Regions from separate parts of the Mus musculus genome. Here region 1 is linked to region 2. Evidence: chromatin loops called from intact Hi-C (ENCODE). Cell type or tissue: left cerebral cortex. All regions are shown on one strand. Each heading gives the region's core, and the rest is flanking DNA. Links, peaks and the distances in the headings are about the cores only.

What was found. Peaks named below come from ENCODE experiments on the same cell type or tissue, not always from the same donor. Only the 100,000 strongest peaks of a DNase experiment are listed, where the experiment ranks them.
Region 1: a loop joins it to region 2, with 9 times the contacts of the local background. A loop is called at or near these places in 1 of 42 quality-filtered maps.

What each region holds. Positions count from the first base shown.
Region 1 is chr16:35,770,523-35,775,902 of GRCm38, reverse strand. It overlaps Hspbap1 (Hspb associated protein 1), which reads right to left. Exons shown (of 8, transcript NM_175111.3): 1 at 5,364-5,380. Among named protein-coding and RNA genes, the nearest start is that of Hspbap1, 2.8 kb to the right of the region's middle. In left cerebral cortex, for the core only: no CTCF peak of the experiment used is centred there; no DNase peak of the experiment used is centred there; H3K4me3 peaks cover 505 bases.
Region 2 is chr16:35,978,585-35,983,964 of GRCm38, reverse strand. Kpna1 (karyopherin (importin) alpha 1) reads right to left here and starts at 602. Exons shown (of 14, transcript NM_008465.5): 1 at 457-602. Gm15564 (a long non-coding RNA gene) reads left to right here and starts at 636. Exons shown (of 2, transcript XR_001781900.2): 1 at 636-913. In left cerebral cortex, for the core only: a CTCF peak has its summit at 2,211; DNase peaks (open chromatin) are centred at 921, 1,382, 1,751, 2,213 and 1 more place; H3K4me3 peaks cover 1,503 bases; H3K27ac peaks cover 1,289 bases.

The DNA of each region.
Region 1 (5,380 bases), core at 165-5,164, 210 kb after region 2:
ATGGTGGTAAGTTTTCTAAAAGAATAAACTTTCTAGGGCTCCCACTGCATCCATCTTCATACAAAATGCCTTTGCTTTTCTCCTTGCACCCTTGTAATATGTGCATTTGTAAAAAAAAAAAAAAAAAAAACAAAAACCTTTTGTTCTCTCTCGCCTTGTCTAATTGAAGACAAAGCTGTCTCTTACAGAAGGATTTTGCTTTCTTTATAATAAGTGTGTGCCATCCTCAATTAATGGTTCTGGAGAAGGTGACAGTTTAAAAGGTCTAAAGAGAGAATTTAAATGTTCTTTAATATGAAATTGAAGGCTATCTACAGAACTGTGTGTACAGGCTACGTTACTCTGTGAAGCAGGTTCACATTGCCATTTTTTTTTCTCCCACTTCTAACTTTAAATTAAGAACCAATGATTTTTCTCAAAGCAATTCTACTTTTAGATATATACATCTATGAAAACTAAAAGCATATTTACATACATACAAACATGCACACATACACAAATGCTCATAGGTGTACTGTTGGTCAATGTTAGAAGTAGAAATAATCCCAATATCTACTAGTTGATGAGTGGATAAACAAAATGTGGTAGGTCGACATGCATGCATGCACCAGCGTGTATGACACCTTAAACCTGTTAAGGGAGCGACATTAGATACCACACATACTGTATGACTCCATTTAAAGGCAATGTCTAGAATAGGCAGATCTACAGAGATGAGGATGACAGGTTCCCCAGAGCTAGAGCAAAAGGGAGACAGTGAGTAACTGGCAATGGTATCAGAGTACTTTTGGGAATGGTGAGAATGTTTTGCAATGACAGTGACAAATGGCTGGACAGCTTTGGGAACATTCTAAAAACCACTGCTTTACGCATTTTAAAAGAATGGATTTGATGGGATGTAAATGCTACAAAATAAATACCCCTTTACTCAGCTGTATGTTTGATATGTTCTGTAACATACCATTGTCATACCTAAATGCCATCTATTCAGATGAAACCCAACCCTGCTCCCAACAGCCTTAATATCTCTAATGCTGTAGGAGCTGTAAGGAAGCAGCAAGAGAGACGAGCCTCTACATATGCTGCAGGGAGAGCAAAGGCTTGGGTTAAAGGAAACACTAAAGGTTAATGTGGCATGGTCTAAGGGTCTAAAGGGTTGAGGAAGACAAAGAGGGCCTGGCTATGGGACAGCCAAACAATGGTGTGCTGGTCCTTTCTTATATTCTTGCTTCTAGTGCAGCTAATTGTAACAGACTAAATTAAGTGAGGTTGTCTTCTAACAAAAAGCCCCAACTGTTTCAGCAAAGGGACCCCAGACCATTCCATAAACAGGGGGTTAGCTAAGAACAAATGCAACTATTTCTTGGTACCTATGAGAATAGAGAGAGCTTAGAATACAGAATTAACAGCATTTAACACACCTACAATATCAGAAGATAGTAACGTCGGCAAGTAACAGCTATCAGTCAAGGCTGATCACTAACAAAGCCAAAAGCAAAGGCGACAGAAGGGGTGTCCATCACCCGAGTGGACAGTGCATGATCGTCTCTCTGGGTAGGCCAGGAAGGCGTGTAGGCTTTCCACTGGCTCAGCCCACGACAGTCTCAGAACCCAAATCTCAATAGAGATTCCTTTGTCCAACTATGACCATGACCCTATAAAAACCCCTAGACAAGGGGACTCAACAGCTTTCCTCTCTACAAAACCCCTCCCATTCTCGCTGTTCTCCAATTTCTCATTTTTCTGTATTTTTTTTTAAATAAAGCTTGCTTCTACTTTGCACCCCGTGAAAAGTTTGTCTCTTTAATCTTCATTGGCACGAGACAACGAACTCAGAGTCACAGTCCAAGGCTGACTTCTGGTTTCTGTTGAGTGTCCAGCACTATAGGACCCTGGGTCAAGTGCAAATGGGCTTAATCAAACAGGTCCCACTATACTCAAAACCCTACACACTTAATTTATACCTTGTTTTTCAGGCTGGAAAAGAAACACCGCCCAGCTTTTTCCTCACATCAGTCAGTGATGGGACCAGCACTTTCTTTTGCCCTGTTTGTGGTGCTGGGAATTTGACCTAAGGCCTTCAATAAACAAGACAAGCACTACACTGCTGGCCGATACTCCCAAGTCCCAGCGCTTGCTGCTAGCAATAAAAAATGACCATCATCCTCAGATATCTAATTCCTGCCAGACACTAAGGCTCAGCTGGCTACATGTATTCTTAAATTTCACAATAATTGTGCATTACATAAAAATGGAAACTGAGGCCCAGGGGGATTGTCAACTCCCTCTAATCTATCCTGTATCTTCACCCAGAGTGATCGTCCTAAACTTAAATCTGATCCTACTACCCCCACAATCAAACCTGGGCATCCCTCTCAACACTCCTCACACCAACTCTTCCACTCCCCGGACTACGTCCTCCTCCTTCTCTTACTTACCTCTAGGCTTGGGACAGTTTGTGTTTTTAATTTTAAATTAAAAAATTATTAGAACGCATGCGGGCGTGCCTGCGTCACAGCTCACATGTGGAGGTCAGTATCAACACGGCATCAAGACTCTTCTACCTTTTTTCCATGGGTGTAGTAAAAAATATTTTTAAAAAATCCCAGCACAGGGGTTCCTTCCCGCCTTTGACCATTTATGTTCCCAAATAAAACACACACACAGCCTTTATATATTTTTTTAAAGATTTATTTTATTTTTGAGTACACCATAGCTGTCTTCAGACACATTAGAAGAGGACATCAGATCCCATTACAGATGGTTGTGAGTAACCATGTGGTTGCTGGGAATTGAACTCAGGACCTTTGGAAGAACAATCAGTGCTCTTAACCGCTGAGCCATCTCTCCAGCCCGCCTTTATATTTTTAATATGCTTCACCCACCACACTGTCTGAGCAACTGCCTACCTTCCACGCTGTTAGAATCCACTTTCTACCCATAACCACATTACTACTATGTTTCATCTGGGCTGCTACTAGCTCCAATTGGCCAGCCCACATGGCTGCTTTATGGCTCAGCTAACCCATGGTATCTTCCTCCCTTCCTGCTCCTCCTCGCGGTCTCTAGCCTAGGAAACCTAAGTCCCGCCTACCTCTCTTCTCCCCAGCTATTGGCTGCAGGCATCTGGGTCTATGTGCTGACTCCATTTAGCCAGCACTTAGTATGAGAATAGAGGCAGCCTTAGGCCAACCCACTGTGCGTGTGTTCTGGCATGGGTGGGTGTTCAAACTCAGGTTGCCAGCCATGCAGGGTAAGCACTTTACCCACTATCTCACTGGCCCCTTCTTCATTTTCTTTGAGAGAAGGTTTATGTCTAGGCTGGCCTCAAACTTGCTATGTGGCCAAAAACGACCTTGAGTTCCTCATCCACTCTCTTATGTTATGGGGTACAGGTATGCAATACCTTACCTGGCTGGGACCCCTTATTCATTCACTCAGCATACTTATTACATGCCTGATACTGTTATGTGCTACTGGACACACAGTGGTAAATGAAATGTCTTATTACTTTCCTAATGCCACGATTACACACACAAAGTCCCAAAGTCTTCTACATTCCCCCAAAACTAGTGTGGTCAGGTCTGTCACAGAAATACCCTTCCCCTAGTACCAACTTCGGTCTTAGTTTTGTAAGGATGCCATTACCAAGGCAACTTATGAAGCAAGAGTTTACCTGATACGGCCTTGTTGAAGGAAGTATGTCACTGTGTAGGCGGGCTTTGAAATCTTCTAGGGTTCAAAGTTCTGCCCAGTGTGGAAGAGAGTCTCCTCCTGACTCTCTTCGGGATCAAGCTGTAGAACTTTCAGCTCCTCCAGCACCATGCCTGCCTAAAGGCTGCCATACTTCCTACCATGATGATAATGGTCTAAACCTTTGAAACTGTAAGCCAGCCCCAAATAAATGTTTCCTTTTATTACAGTTACCTTGGTCGTGGTGTCTCTTCATAGAAATGATAACTCTAAGACAGTTAGCATCCATGATCCATCATGGCAGGGAGCATAGCAATAGTCAGGCAAGCATGAAGTTGTAGCAATAGCTGAAAACTTACATTTTGGTCCACAAGCAGGCAGTGGAGAGCGCTGAGAATGGCACGGGCTTTTGAAACCTCAAAGCCTACTACCCCTAGTGACACACCTCCAGCAAGGCCATTTTCTAATCCTTCCCAGATTTCCACCAACTGGGGACCAAACATTTAAGTAGATGAGCCTATGGGGCCGTTTTTATTCAAACCACCACAGGTTATTTCCACAAAGCGCTTAACATCTAGTAGAATATGCAAGGGTTAGAGATATTTGGAACCTGCAAGATGGGTACAAGTATGATGGAAAGGGAATCGACCAGTCAAGAACGTACGAAACCCACATTTTATGGCTAATTAAAAATGTTTAAGAATGTACAAACAGAAGAGATGCTTAGAGACCTCAACAGACCCAGTGGGCATTTTCTCCAGGCTCCGCCCCACAGTTACCTGGCAACAGCCAGGTGTCTGACTCATGGTAAAAGGGGCTGATTGCCCCTCCTCTTTCTCTTGCTCTCTTGCCCTTGCTCCTTAACCTTTCTCCATTCCCCTCCCCCCTCCACGTGCTCATGGCCGGCCTCTACTCCTCTTCTCTCTCTGCCTTTACTCGCTCAACTCCGCTCCCATACCCTGAAGAAACTCTATTCTCTACTATACCTTTGTGTGGCTGGTCCCTCAAGGGGAAGGGATGCCTCAGCATGGGCCCGCGGAGCGGAGGCACCCCCTTCCCCAACACCTGACTACACATCCACCAAACATATTCTCCTTATTTTTATAAAACACAACAGACCCCAAATTAAATTTTTGTGTAGGTCACGGTTTTTGGAGCTTGGATTTTAGTGGAGGTTCTAAGTCCAATACAAATTATTAAAGAATCTTACGTGTCACTTTTGCTGTTGAATGGTGGATAAGAGAGGCATAAAATAGGATACAGGACACATTATCAGGAAGATAAATTGGTTTTTTAAAAAATGAGAGAATGATTTGGGACAGGAGAGATGGACTGTCAAGTAAAAACCCCTGGTGCACAAGTCTGGCGAACTCCCCAGAGACCTCCATAAAAAGTTATGGTCGCATACACCTGGAATCCCAACAGAGACAAGAGAATTGCCACAAAATTCCCTCAGAGGCCAGCGATCCTGGAGTCCTCAGAGGAACTTCTTACTCCACAGTGGTACTTGTCCCGATAGATCAGAAAACTGATCCGCACGACGTTAAGAAGCCACATGCTCTAAAAAGTCACTTTCTCCCAGGCCTAACACGCCGCGGGCGAGACTTGGGATGGAGCCGCGCCCATCCGCACCGCTCGGAGGCACTTCGGCGTCCCTGGCTCGCACCTACCTTCCTCCCCCACAGTT
Region 2 (5,380 bases), core at 164-5,163:
CTCCACCCCCACCTCCCTCCAAACACCGGCCCCGGTGGTAACCTGCCAACTCCCCGATCGGCCCCGCACGCCTCGGCCTCAGCCACCGCACTCCGCGCCGCCCGCCCCCGCCCTCAAGCTAGCGCGGCGCGCAGACTCCGCGCCGCCGCCCGGCGCCCCGCAGTCCCCGACGCCGCTTCCACCGCCGCGCCGCGCCGCGCCGCCCCGCCCCGACCGGCGTTCCTCACGGCGAGCACCAGCGTTCCCCACCCCCACCCCGCTCCGCCGCCGCGCGGCCGTTAGGACCGCCGGGCCCGTGACGCACCGGAGCGACGCGAGGGTCCGGTCCCCGGCGCGCCCGAGCCAGCTCCGGCTTCCGCCCGCGTCCGCCTTCGCCCCGGGGCCTCCCTCGGGTCCGCGGAGGGGGACCCAGAGCCGCCCGCCGAGGGGGAGGGGCCGCGAGGTGCCCCCACTCACCGGCTCCAGGCGACCGGTCCCGGTGCCACTACGAAGAGGGAGACGCTCGCTCTTGGCCCGCCCGCTGCGCCTCTTCTGCGCACAACCTTGACCAGCCGGCGCGCACCACGGCGGCGCTCACCAGGCCTCGCTCTCCGCTGCCGCTCACAGAGCCGCGAGACCCAGCTCAGCCGGCGTGCGCACTGCGCCTGCGTGCGGGGGCCGGCCGGCGCGCCTGCGTGCGCTTCTCCGCCGCCTGCCGCAGGGGCTGCCGGGAAGCGGAGTCTCCGAGCGTGGACGCCCTAGGCTAGCGGCGGCCAGGGAAAAGGCGGCGGCCAGGGCGTGGGTCTCTGCGGACCAGGTTGGCAGTCAGTAAAAGCGCAGACATATAGAAGTTATGGAAACAAACTTGTCCTTACTAAGCTCTTCCAGAATGGACGGATTCCCCCTCACATCAATATAGCTTCCCTCTCACATGGTAGGTACCTCACAGCCGAGCATGCTTATTGGATGAATGATGGCATGGTTGGAGGCTGAGGGAGTATTACAAAATACGTCAGTGTCTCACGTTCAAAGAATTCACATGCAACCCGTTTGCAGGAACTTTCTGGGTATTCTCTTCAGTTCTCACCCATCTTACCCGGTAATTTATTAGTATCATATAACATTAAATCGCTTTTTGAGCCTAGCATGACGGTAACGCACGCCTGTATTTTCAGCTCTAGGAAGTCTGAGGCAGGAGAATGGCGAATTCTAGACCAGCATTACTACGTAGAAAGACCCCTATCTCAAAAACGGCAATTTCCAGCGAAAATATTTGCGTTGCTATGAGAAGGCACGCTAAAACAAAATATTTAGGGAAATGACTTAACCGTTACATGATAGAATTTTTTTTTCTTTCTGGGGAGTAGAGCGGTGGCTTCAAAGGAACACTTTAAGACAGCAAGTAGAGGTCACAGGAAAATCACAACCACAGGACACGGTTTAACAAGTCAGTTTAAAAGGAATACTGAGGAGCACCGGACATGAATCTGTAGAACCCCCGAAGGGAGACCCTCACTCAAGTCTCAGGGATCGCGAGCCCAGAAAGCCACAGTCACGCTTGCTGCAAACACACGAGGTTTTTAATGGCACACAAACCAGCATGCTGAGGTCGAGACCCATACACCACGCAGGGGTAGAGGAGTCTGACCCCAACCCTATTTTCCAGCAGGTTTATAAAGGTAAAAACCAGAACCTAGGGGGAGGATGGGAGAGGAAACAGGGGAAGTCTAGGGGCGGATATTTACTTCAAGGCACCTGGGACATTGAAACATTTTGTGGTTGTTTTTCCCAAGAGTTCCAGGGAATTAGGCCATCTGGCCGGGGGCGGGGGCCCATGTTCTCAGGGCAGTCATTATTTTATTTTTTTACTCTTCATTTCCCCACTTCTTCTTGTGAGTAGCTCTAATCTTAGAGCGACCCCTCTTCTTCTTTCGGCAAAGTCAGGTACTGTTGTCGGAGCACCATTACCTGTACAACACTAACCCTGTCTTTTACAAAAGCCACTAACTTATTAAGAATGCAAGGTCCAAAAGTGAGCAAAAGCAAAAGGATGATTAGGGGACCGGCAAGGGTAGAAACAAGGGTGGTAAACCAAGGAGACTTATTAAACCAATTTTCAAACCAGCTCTGTCTATCTTCTCTTTCCCTTCTGCGCTTGTCTAACCGGCTCTTCCTATCATTGTGAAGCAGAATTCACCAAGCGTTGGATTGTTCACCCACTAATAGGGAACGTGAGCTGGGTTTAGACCGTCGTGAGACAGGTTAGTTTTACCCTACTGATGATGTGTTGTTGCCATGATAATCCTGCTCAGTACGAGAGGAACAGCACCTTTTCTGGGGTCTGATGAGCGTCGGCATCGGGCGCCTTAACCCAGCGTTCGGTTCATCCCGCAGCGCCAGTTCTCAGGGCAGTCATTATTTTACTTTTTTACTCTTCGAATCAATACATCTATAAATGTAAGACAGGAGGAGAAAAAGGACCACATGGGCTAACTGCTCCCACCAGATTGGCCTGAAGGCTCGTCGGTGGGGTGTTTTCCTGACTCACGATAAATGTGAGACTCACTGTGGGCGGTGCCACCTCTGGGCTGTATAGGATAACAAGCTGAGAGTAAGCCAGGGACCAAATTCCTCCATGATCTGCTTCAATTACTGCCTCCAGGTTCCTGCCTTGAATTCCAGTCCTGGCTTCCCTCAAAGATGCACTGTAAGCTGAAATGCCTGCCCCCAAGTTGTTTTGGTTAGTTTTATCATAGCAACCGAAAGCAAACTAGAACAACTTTCTCGATCCCTCAGTCCTTCTCTCCCTTTCTTCTCACTTTCTTCCTTCTGCGTCAGTATCATCTTCTCCACTAAGAGTGTGCTTGTTTACATGGAAGCTGAATTTGAGCAAAGCAGCTTGGGAGAAAGTGTTCTATCAGAGAGACTTAGGGGTTAGTGTTGCCAATTTGACCCAAGCTAGAATCCTCTGGAAAGAGGGGACCTCAATTGAGAAAATGCTTCCAGGAGATACAGTTTTAAGGAATTTTCTTAATTAGTGATTGCTAGGGAAGGGCTCAGCCCATTGTGGATGGTACCATCACTGGGCTGGTGGTTCTGGATTCTATAAGAAAGAAGTGTACTAAGCCAGGAGGAGCAAGCCAGTAAGCAGCATCCCTCCATGGCCTCTGTATCAACCCGCTGGAGTTCCTGTCCTGGCTTCCTTCAATGACTGCCTGACCATAGCTGAGCTGATATCTGATCATTATATTCTGCTCAGGAGGTAAGACTCATTCAACCTTGTGGAGGTTGGTTATTCCCTAATCCACCCTTACTCCCAAGTAGATACAGTCGTGAGCGTCCTAACCAAAAGTCTAGGTCTCTTCTCTTTGGCAAGGCCTCCTCAGCCCCATGAGGCAGACAAAACCTTGATCATTGGATTTGCAATCCTCAGTCACTGACTGCTTGGGAAAGCAAGGACAAGTGTGGGGCTCTCTTCTGTGTCTTGCACTACCTCAGTACCTCTTCATTAAGGTTTTTAGTAGTGGAAGGGTTGATCCACCTCCACTACAGTAGACCACAGCTGCATAATGACTTTACACAGAAACATAATGCCTGTACACATATCTGGTCTTTTATGTTTCTCTGTTTTTTATTTTGAGAAGTACAAAAAGTAACAGTATTTTTGCTATTATGAATATTCTCGTATATATACTGTGTAGAAGGAAAATGTCTTACCTTAGCACATTGCATCATTTTATAGGACATTACATCATGTTTAAGAGTCTCTTGCCTGTGTGTGTATGTATGTACGGCATATGTGTGAATGCCTGGTACCTGCAGAAATCAGAAGAAGGTACCAGATCTCCTGGAACTGCAAATGCAGACAGTTGTGAACTGTCATGTGGTTAGTGAGAGGCAAACCAAGGTCCTTAGCAAGAGCAGCAAGTGCCCTTAACCACTGAGACATCTCTCCAGCCCCAGGACACTGTGTCTTCAATATTACTAGATATGACAGGCAGAAGTCTTAGGATAACACTCCTCCGACCCAGGCACTGCTGTGATCTCTGATTCTTGGTGCTGCTCTGTATAATCACCACCTGTATTAGTCAGGGTTCTCTAGAGTCACAGAACTTACGGATAGTCTCTATATAGTAAGGGAATTTGTTATGACTTACAGTCTGTAGTCCAACTCCCCAACAATGGTCAGCTGTGAATGGGAAGTCCAAGAATCTAGTAGTTGCTCAGTCCCACATGGCTAGTAGACTCCAATAGATGTGCTGGCAAGTAAATGCAAGCAGGCAGAGAGAGAATCTTCCTTCTTCCAGTATAGGTCTCCAGCAGGTGTGGCCCAGATTAAAGGTGTACACCACCATGACTGGATCTGGGACTTGTTTTGTCCCAGGCTGACCTTGAACTCAGAGATCTCCTTGCCTTAGTCTCCTAGGATTCATAGCCACTGTACCTCAAGATCTCCATGCCAAGATCCAGGTCAGAAACTTGTATCTCCCAGCCTCAAGATCTGGATCACAGGTGAGCTTTCCAATTCTGGATTGTAGTTCATTCCAGATATAGTCAAGTTGAAAACCAGAAATATCCATTACACCACCCCTTGAATATCTATAGGACCCCTTACTAGCCAACAGACTGGACTAAAAGATAGAAGGCCTCTGGTGATGACATTTCATTTAGTAGTGCTTTGTGTTTATGAAACTAAAAATTCATGCTAGCCTTAAGTTGTCATATTGTCACTTGCCTATAGAAGGCCACCTGGTAGGGCCTGCTGATGGCCTCTAGGACCTGAATAAAGCTAGCATTCAGTAAGAATCTAGAGCCTGCAATCATATAATCACAAGAAATGAATTCTGCTAATAGCCTGGGTGAGCTTGGAAACAGAATCTTCCTGACTTGAGCCTTCACTAGAGAAACATATACTTTATTGCTGCTTGATAGATCCTCAGCAGAGGATCCAGGTAAACTGTGGATACCCTCTGTGAATAGGTTTGAATAGATATGCCCTTCTACCCCTCCTATCCCTTTCATAGGCTCACATGTTTGAATGCTTGGCTCATGCGGAGTGTATTAGCCAAGGTTCTCTAGAGTCACAGAACTTATGAGCAGTCTCTATATAGTAAAGGAATTTATTGATGACTTACAGTTTGCAGTCCAACTCCCAACAATGGTCAGTAGCAGCTGTGAATGGAAATCCAAGAATCTAGCAGTTGCTCAGTCCCACAAGGCAAGCAGGTGAAGGAGAGATAGACTTCCTTCTTCCAATGTCCTTATGTAGGTCTCCAGTAGAAGGCGTGGCCCAGATTAAAGGTGTGTGCCACCACACCTTTAATCCCAGATGACCTTGAACTCAGAGGTCTCCCTGTCTTAATCTTCTGGAATCCATAGCCACTATGCCTCAAGATTCAGG